Regions from separate parts of the Homo sapiens genome. Here region 2 is linked to region 1. A link is a contact called in ENCODE Hi-C or POLR2A ChIA-PET data. All regions are on one chromosome and are shown on one strand. Each heading gives the region's core, a stretch centred on a gene start or an enhancer-like site at or near the end of the contact. The rest is flanking DNA. Distances are from core to core; before and after follow the strand shown.

Region 1 (4,746 bases), core at 1,640-4,139:
TACTAAGCTCCTTTACTCACAAAATTCCTCTCATTAGTCACCTGCAGTGTACTGAAGCAGCACCTGTACTATTTATAGCTCTAGGATTCCCCCACCCTCTCCTGTCAATAAGAATCACCTGGGGCAGTTAAAAAAAAAATCACAAGTCAACCCCCTGATATTAGATTTCAAGGTGTTTGAAAGGAGGCTCCAGAATCCGATTTTTTTTTCTAATCAGCTGAATTTATGACTCACAGAATCTGATTTTAAGCAAGTGTTCCCAAGTGAGTCTTATAAGCCAGTTAAGTTCAAGAATAATGCTCCAAGTGAAAGTGAGATCTGTGGCAGATCTTCACAGTTCCTCTAGCCTCATCAGCCTCAAGGGCTAATCCTCCTCCGGTGTTAGGCCTCAGGGTATTTGAAAACAAGAGAAGGCCCAGTTTGAAGAATGCAGAATGGCATCTCGTCCACACTTAAGTTTTCAATACCCTAAAAAATTTATCGAAGGGAGATTTTAGTTTGGGGAGGTGCTGTGAAGTAAGACATCACCAGGGGGCAGCATAGAGTTGACAAATTATACATGTTTTGGGATTTTTGACTTCACACTACAACATGAAATGGTTGCACCTACAATTTCCATTAACTCGGATTACTCAGAAAAGGACAAAACCCAGAACACTTAAGACACACGTAAACTTTATTAGCATGTAATTTTCAATACAATGGCTATTATATTATAAATACATAATATAAATATTTATAAATATAAATATTTTCTACAATGGCTATTATACTATAAATAGCCATTGTAGAAAAAAATGTTCCCTTGAAGTCGCATGAACCCGAATTCAAAAAAATTTTATTAGGATACAAAGATTCCTGGTAGAAATTTGAAGTGGTCTTCAAATTTCTCTCAGCAAGTTTCAAAATACTTGTCGTACTCTGAGAGTTAATTAGCGTTATAACTGGATGCTTCTCAATAGTTTCAATCAAATCTTAAGTAGAGTTCTACTAAGGTGGAAAATGGAGTGGATAACAATCTGGGCAAGCTATGCCAAAGCTTTTTCTAAAGAAAGTGTACCTAGTTAAAATGCTGTCACTGACTGTCAGAAAACTATAGCTCCCCTCCCGTGCATCCTCCATTAATTTTTCTTAACCCATCTCCACTTTCTCTATTCTAGTCCACATTTCTTCCGTCTAGAAATGTAGAAAAATCCTTTGGCAACCCAGGTAGCTTCCACAAGTATCATCTCCAAGTGTTTCTTCCTCTGAAATTCCACCATTAGAGATTAGAGATGAGTAGGAAATGCTGAAAGGCGAAGGAGGATCTGAAGAAATTTTACATTTTTTTCTCAGTTTGCCAAAAGTAGATACTCCCTGTATAGATATTCCCGTATAATCCAGGGAAGGTAGTCCAAGACCGTGGGGCAATTCCAAGAGGTGGTTTTGAAGTCCTTCAACTCTACCATTTTCATTTTATCCATACTAAAAAAGCTACGGCAGGAAGAAAAGACAAAGGACATTCCTGGGAGGCCAACTGGACCTAATCAAATAAAAACACTTTAGAAGAGGTACAAGAATCAGAAATCAAACCTATCTGCAGAGCCAAAAGCCATTCTGAAACTCCGTGTCCTAGAAACAAGGGTTTCCCATCTTTTCAAATATTTTAAGATAAAAATCGCAACACCCTATAGGAAAATGGCTATATTTTTAGCAAGAATTGGTGGAGAAGACAAACGATAATAAGCTACTATGAATCCAGAAGCTGCTTAAATGGCCGTATTCACAGCAGCCCTTGCAAACATTAATTAGAGTAGTACCCATTATGGGTGAGGACTTTTTTTTTAACCACAGAGAATATCTGTGGGTGCATCCAGATTGCTCAGTGGTTCCGTTTAACCCACCCGGTAACTGGCAATCATGGCCCTAGGACAGGCTTCTCCACCGGGGCGATGCTGCCTCCAAGGGGCGCAATGTTACTTTTTATGCATCAAGCACGGATAACACATACAGCACATAAGCAGGTCGACAGTGTATCTGCGGTACTGGGATTTCACGGGGAAAGGAGATGGGGACGTGTAAAAAGCCTTTTTAAGAGTCAGATAACGAAAAACGGAAAAAGAGGAGAAACACGGTCCTACAAGGGTCCTGAGCTGAGGCCATCAAATGAATGTACTGACAGGTATTTTTCTCCCAGGCAGCCAACTGAGAGTCAAGGCACTCTGACCGTGCTATGACTCCGGCCACACAGAAAGAGGTGTTTTCCCCTCGGTGGCCTCCAAGCGCAGCGGGCACTGCGTGCCATCCGCTCCCTCACCGGGCGCCCCGCGCGGATGAAACGGAGCAACTGGGAAAGAGCTCTGGAAACTGCAAAGCGCTGCGCCAAAGCGACGGGAGGTTCCCATTCTCAGCTGTACGAAATCCCGCGGGGGTCCTCCGCTTCCCCGAGCGACGCCCTCGGCCTCCGCACTTGTTGCTTCTGCGCCCCGCCTGCGTCCCCGTCAAACCCACCCTTCGCGGCCCCCTCGCCTCTCCACACGCTCGCACTCAGGCCCCGACCCTGCCCCGCGACCCCCTCACCCACGCCACGAAGCCCGCTCTGCGTGGCAGCCCCGGAGACAGCCGAGCCCCCGCCTCCGCCCCCTGCCCAGCTCAGGCCGCCAGCCCCTGCCAGCCGACGCCGCGGTTTCCTAGACAGCCGCGCCGCCGTTCCGCAGCCTCGGGGGCGCGCGCGCGCGGCCGGCGGGAGGCGAGGGCGCAGGCGCGGGCTCGGCCAAGCCGCCGGCGCGAGGCCTCGCGCGCGCCCCCGAGCGCGGTGGGCGGAGGGGCGGAGGGAGCGGCGGGGCCGCGAGGGGGCGGGGGGGCGGAGAGGGGAGCCCCGGGAGCGCGAGCCGCGGCCGGCGCCGCTGCAGAGCCGAGCGAATCCCGAGCCCGGGCAGCAGGTATGTGTCCTCGCAGCCGGCCGCGGCCAGAGCTTCCCCTGCCTCACTGCCCGAGTCTTGTGGTCGGGGCGGGGGGTGGGGGGACCGGTCAAGGTTTGCAGGATGCGTGCTCGGAAGGGCTGGGATCTTGCCGCTGACCTTCATCCCCCTGGCCGGGGGAGCCAGGCGAGGGTGCGTGGGGCAGCCCAGGGCTTCAGCTCCAGCCTGGAGACCTGCTTCTTGTCACATGCTTCTTATTTATTTTTGCAAACTGCCCTGGTTCGGGTCCAGCTGCAGATGCCTTACCTCCCATTCTTTGCCTCCGTGTGCCATCTTGCATTTATTAATAAAACATGCAAGCTGGAGGGGGGGGTTGCTGCTGGGGGGAATCCCATTGCAGTATGGCAAGCGGGCGCCTATTTTCGGTTTTCAGACGTGGTATAGAGGTGGAAATCCCACACCCTGAGGATTTGTGGCTTGGTTGGTCGTGACCACTTCCTAGTGGGCTTCCCCCGTTTGTCGGGAGGTGCCCCAGCGGCAGAATGGGCTGTCTGGAAGGGATGGTGGGTCTTCACCGTCAGGCCAGAATCCCCTTCAGGGGACAGGTGCAAGCTAGGGCAGGCAGTTCCCTGCTTGCTAACTTGCCAGGGAGGCTTAAACCTAGAAAATTGTCTCCCTTGATGGCCGAGAAAAGATGGCCTTCAACAGAATCCCTGGGACTTGCATACTCAAACTCATTACGGTTTTGCATCTGAACATGACTAAAGCTAGCCACCTGTTGGAAGTCAGACCCCATGAAACACCCCCGTAATCTAGCTCACCCATCCCTGTTTCACAGTCACCAATACTGAGCTAGCAATAGGCCCATATGGGTTCCCTCTATCCTCTTTAATGCTGCTTGGCTTTTCTTTTAAAATAAGACCTACCTATGATTTGATGCCCTATATGTGAGAGGTTGAAATTATATGATTTGTTTATATTCCATACACCTATCACATCATATCCTAAAGACTGAATTTCTCTTCAGTGCATGTGTTTATTTCCCTGGCTTTTCACCTTGCTTTGAACAACAGTGGGAAAATGGGATGTATATAACTGCTTACCTCCTCCCCCAAATACCTCCACCCTAAAATATTGTGATGAAAAGAATAGTAAGAGCTAGAAGCAAAAAATGAAAATGGTTATCACAAGATGTTGGGATATGATAGCTGAACCGTAATTGCTTCTAAAATGGTCAGAGTGTCACATCTAATCACGAGAAGGACATGTTTCTTAAATGTTCATATGTACCAGGTACTGAGCTAAAACTATTTGTGTATGAGCTCATTTAGTCCTCACAGCAAACCTGCTATGTCCATGTTGAAGATGAACAAGCCAGGACTTAGAAAGGTTAACTAACTTGCCCAAGGTCACACAGTCAGGGACAGGGTAAGGATGCAAACTCAAGCACATGGGGATACTGGAGGTGGGGAGCCCTGAGGGGGCTTTTCCTCCAGGTGCGGCTGCTCCGTGTACCTTTTCATTAAAATCAAGCTTATGCATGAGCATGTTGGCTTGGGTCTAATTTTCCATTTCATAGATTCTGCACCAACTTTGTGGCTTTCCAGTAAGAAAAGCAGTTGTTTCAGAATGGATCAGTATGGAATTTTTTGAGGTGGCACTAAACCTATAAAAAGTGGGGTCCAAGATGTGCTTCCATTTAATTCTCACACACAAGGAGTTGAGTTTAAAAAGTTGTTTCCCTCCAGATTTAAACCCATAAAACGTATATGCATTAAGTAGAATGAATCACTCCCATTTTCCATTATCGCATCCCACCCTACCCTCCTTGCTGCCCTTCACACTA
Region 2 (4,729 bases), core at 1,355-3,854, 160 kb before region 1:
TTTTTCCTCTTCCATTCTCATTATAAATTCAAGTGCTACTTTTTCCTTATGGCTATCCTTAGTTCCCCCAGTGAAAATAATCTGCTCCTTCCTTAGCATACCCATGGCCTCCTTGCACACAATTGACAGATTATTTCACATACAAGAAGTCCAGAGGTAGGACAACTCCAGGTACTGTACATCTGGGCTTTGCTCTGCTTCCTTGAGATTTTTCTATGTTGGTTTCATCTTTTGGTTGCATGTTATGTGCAGCCCCCTTACTTGATCCAGAGGTAGATAAATGGCCCTGTCTTCTAGTGTCTCCTTAGGAGGTGAGGAAATCTCTAAAAGCACCATCCCATCAAGCACACTGCCTCTTGCCTTTCCTTGGCTACATCAGGGACCTGTGCCCACCCCTAAACCAATGGTGGTGAAAAGAATGAAACCATCGTGATTAGTTTGCACAAATGGTTCTCAAAGCCTTATTTGGGGAACACTGGAGACCCCTGAGACCATTTCAAGAGGTTTTAAAAGACTATTTTCATAATATTAAAACATTTGCCATTTTCACTCATTCTTCCATGTGTACAATGGAATTTTCCAGAGGCTACATGATGTGATTTTGCAACAGATTGAATTCAGAAGCAAATATGAGAATCTATTTGTCTTCTATTAAGACAAATTAAATATTTGCAAAAATGTAGTGATGCCGTCACTGGTAAACTGTCCTCTTTCCCTACTTTATATCAGCCACAAAGAAAGAACGCCCACTTTGAAAGGCAGTCAGGTTTCATTCAGTAGCCAGAGAATGGAGAAGGGGAGCTCATACTCTAAAGGCACCTTCTCCCAGAGGGATGGGAGGCTGGGGAGTTTAAAGAGTTAGCTGAGGGGCGGGGGAGGTATGAACGGCATGCACAGACTGGAGTTCCAGACAAGCAGGCATAGTCCCTGAACATGCTGCTTCATACATCCATGTTCGTAAGATGCCAGTGAGCTTTCTTTAGGGAGAGGATTTTAGCATTATGTTAATTATCTAAAGGTAACTGGAGGGCGCCTGTTTATCTTCCTCTGGTATTCCGCAAGGGGTCAGGAAGCTCTGGTGACATCTGGGCCATCTGGCTTCCTTAAGCAGCTGCGCCTATAAATAGACTATGGGAAAAAACTGGCTGGGCTTGGTGGCTCATACCTGTAATCTCAACGCTTTGGGAGGCGGAGGCAGAGGGATGTCTTGAGGCCAGGAGTTTGAGACCAGCCTGGGCAACATAGACCCTGGGTCTACCAAAAAAAAGAAAAAAACCACAGCTACTCAGGAGGCTTATGCCACTGACAATGTCATACTATCCACCAGTGGGGGAAGGAGGATTTGGGAAATAATTGTTTTCCATAAAAATATTTCGTTAATGTATAACATCGGTTTTTTAAAAAGAGTTAAGCATTAAGATGTTCTGATTTAATTTTTAATATGGTAAATATTGATAGTCATAACACACATAAACTATTGGTCGTGTCAATATTTTAGGGTGTAAAGGGTCCTGAGGCCATAATGAGAACTGCTAATTTAGACCAAGTTTCTGCCCAAGATCTGGCGATCAAATCAGGGCTCCCTTAGGAAGGAATTGGCGGGAGGAATGGATGTTAGGTGGGGACAAACCTGTGTCTGCTGTGCTTCCATTTCTTGGTGGTTCTCAGTTTGAGCATGCATCAGAATCGTCATAAAGTGTGTTAAAACAGATTGCTGGGCCTCACCCCCAGTGTCTGATTCAGGAGGTCTGGGATAAGGACCGGGAATGTGCTAAAACTTAGTAGTTTCCAGGTGAATCTGATGTCCCTGGCGGGGAACTGGTGCACAGCTTGGGGCGTGCTTCACAGCAATCATCTCACTCAGCTACCTTAGAATGGCAGGTGCTATTTATGCCATTTTACTCATTCGAAACTTTAAACCTGAAGATTACAACGAGTTAACTAAGTTTACAAGGAATAAAGGCAGTGATTTTCACACACTAAGACAATTTTTTAAAAGCAAACGTCCGTTTATAAATCGAGCTTATGCTATTTAAACAGGCATTGGGACTACGAAGAGCAATAAGTACTACCTAGTCCCTGCAAGGAATTTGTGAATTAGAGAAAGATGTAAACTCAGAAATATGGCGGTGCCAGGGCAGTGAGAGGCACAGGCACAGAAGAAGAATTTATTTTCACTGCAGGAGGCCTCCTAGAAAGTTGCCAGGAGCGGTGGCTTATGTCTGTAATTCCAGCACCTTGGGAGGCCCAGGCGGGAGTATCGCTTGAGCCCTGGAGTTTCAGACCAGCCTGGAAACCCGTCTCTACAAAAAATACAAAAATTAGCTGGGCGTGGTGGCGGGAGCTTGTAGTTAAAGCTACGAGGGAGGCTGAGGCGGGAGGATCGCTTGAGCCTGGGAGGTAGAAGCTGCAGTGAGCAGAGGCCGCGCCACTCCACTCCCGCCTGGCCACAGCATTAGACCCAATCTCAAAAATGAAGAAAACAGTTCCGAGCGTATTACGGAACGGAGTACACCTCGGAGTACGGGCTCCAGACGAGGGAACGCACCGGCGTTGCCACGCCCACCTTCCCCGTCCAGCCGGAAGTGGCGCGGACGCCTGCTCAGTGCGCGCCGGCCGGGCAACCCTATGCTGGCGTAATCGGGTTCCTCCGAGCCGCCGTAGGACTGGTTCCGGCGGGCTGGTGAGGAATGGAGCCGGTAGGCTGCTGCGGCGAGTGCCGCGGCTCCTCCGTAGACCCGCGGAGCACCTTCGTGTTGAGTAACCTGGCGGAGGTGGTGGAGCGTGTGCTCACCTTCCTGCCCGCCAAGGCGTTGCTGCGGGTGGCCTGGTGAGGAGAGGAGGCGGAGGCGGGAAGCTTGCCTGGGGACACGCCGTGGGCATGTCCCAGGCTGGCGGGGTGGGGGGAGAGACCCTTGGGACCCACCAGGGCCGTCCCCGGCTCGCTCGCCCTACCTGAGGTGACCCCCTACCCGCGAGGTATCTCCCAGCCGTGGTGCCCCGGGGGGACTTCCCTGAGGGGCGAAGTTCCCCTTAAGGTTTTCTCCATATCTGGCTCTTCTTCCGAACTAGCGCCCTGACTGACACCTACCTACCCCGGGGACTTTGGATCCCGCAGGGATCTCCTGCTGCTGCGCCAGCGGGTGGGGGTTTGTGAGCTGTGGGAGAGACGAAAATGAACGTCCGTTCGCAATCCTTTGTGCGTTTGCGTCCTCAGCGTGTGCCGCTTATGGAGGGAGTGTGTGCGCAGAGTATTGCGGACCCATCGGAGCGTAACCTGGATCTCCGCAGGCCTGGCGGAGGCCGGCCACCTGGAGGGGCATTGCTTGGTTCGCGTGGTAGCAGAGGAGCTTGAGGCAAGTAGCAAGGGGTGTCATGCACAGTCATTTGCAGGTTGGTGGTTCAGTCTTTGAGAACTATTTTTTTTTAAATCCCAGTTTTGTTAATTAAAGGAACATCTCGTTCCGTGAAAAGATTTTGTAAACATCAGTTTTAGTGACTACACGGTAAGGATGTGTCATGATTTATTTGACCGTTCATCAAATGTTGGGCCTTTTTTTTTTTTTTTGAGACGTAGTCTCGCTCTGTGGCCCAGGCTGGAGTGCAGTGGCGCGATCTCGGCTCACCGCAAGCTCCGCCTCCCGGGTTCACGCCATTCTCCTGCCTCAGCCTCCCGAGTAGCTGGGACTACAGGCGCCCGCCACCATGCCCAGCTAATTTTTTGTATTTTTAGTAGAGATGGGGTTTCACCGTGTTAGCCAGAATGGTCTCGATCTCCTGACCTCGTGATCCGCCCGCCTCGGCCTCCCAAAGTGCTGGGATTACAGGCGTGAGCCACCGCGCCCGGCATGTTGGGCCTTTTAAGTATCCACATTTTCACTATTAACAACAACGCTGTGCAGAACCTTCCCTTCACCTGCTTCCCTTGAAGCAACTTTTTGTTGTCTGTTTTACCGGGAAGACAACTGGGTGTGTCTTGCTCAGTGAGCACACCTAGAAAGCCAAGAACCAAAACTTAAAGCCAAATATTTCAACTTCTGATCCTGTACTCTTTTGCTTCTCTGGCCCCCAACTTCAAAAGGGGAGCCAACACCAGGAGAGATGAAGACTCGAACTGTGGAGTCAGAGGGGCTGCAGGGTGTACCATCTCTGGGGAGTGGAAGGGAACCATTTGACAGTAAAGTGCCAACCTGCTGCTCTGTCACTCTGTTTACTTTAGTACGGCTTACAGACAGACATAACTACGGTGCAGCCGTCACAATCAGGAAATTATCACTGATACATTTCTACCATTTTATCCTCAGACTCGGTTCAGATTTTGCCAGTTGTCCCAGTAAGGTTCTTCATGGCAAAAAGATCTGTTCCCAATTGCAATTTGCTCTGAGTAAGTCCTGTTTCTTTAATCTCCTTTGATCTGGAACAGTTTCTCAAGCTTTGCTTGATTTTTCCCAATCTTGACACTTAGGAAAATCACAGGCTATTTTGTAGAACATCCATCAATTGTGTCTTTGGCAGGAAATAATCACAGAAGTGATGCTGTGCTTTTTTCACGGCATACTTTAGGTGGCATGTGATTTCCATTCGTCTTGTTATTGGTGGTATTACCTTTGATTACTCAATTAAGGCGATGCTTGCCAAGTGTCTTCACTAAAATCACTCTTCTACTGTAATGATTGTTTTGTGAAGAGATCATTTGAAACTATGTAAATATCGTGTTTCAATTCATTTA

Evidence for each region. Hi-C counts contacts between places; a loop is a spot of excess contacts on that map. ChIA-PET counts read pairs that join two places held with the same protein, here RNA polymerase II (POLR2A). Pooled maps may share reads with other maps.
Region 2: a loop to region 1 is called in a map of B cell, with 5 times the contacts of the local background. The contact joins the promoter of FBXO22 here to the promoter of TMEM266 in region 1. A Hi-C loop is called at or near these places in 2 of 168 maps with a recorded cell type or tissue (B cell and mammary epithelial cell), 3 of 37 single-sample maps with no recorded cell type and 10 of 50 pooled maps. POLR2A ChIA-PET finds 5 or more read pairs at or near these places in 3 of 52 experiments (Caco-2, GM12878 and MCF 10A).

The regions. Positions count from the first base shown.
Region 1 is chr15:76,057,096-76,061,841 of GRCh38, forward strand. TMEM266 (transmembrane protein 266) reads left to right here and starts at 2,890. Exons shown (of 11, transcript NM_152335.5): 1 at 2,890-2,921. It also overlaps a transcript of NRG4 not described here. RefSeq lists enhancers at 1-49, 110-159, 350-399 and a silencer at 1,883-1,932.
Region 2 is chr15:75,901,274-75,906,002 of GRCh38, forward strand. FBXO22 (F-box protein 22) reads left to right here and starts at 2,605. Exons shown (of 7, transcript NM_147188.3): 1 at 2,605-2,830; 2 at 3,218-3,356. The coding sequence starts at 2,691. RefSeq lists enhancers at 1,773-2,432, 2,257-2,346, 2,433-3,090, 2,707-2,806, 2,827-2,876 and a silencer at 2,927-2,996.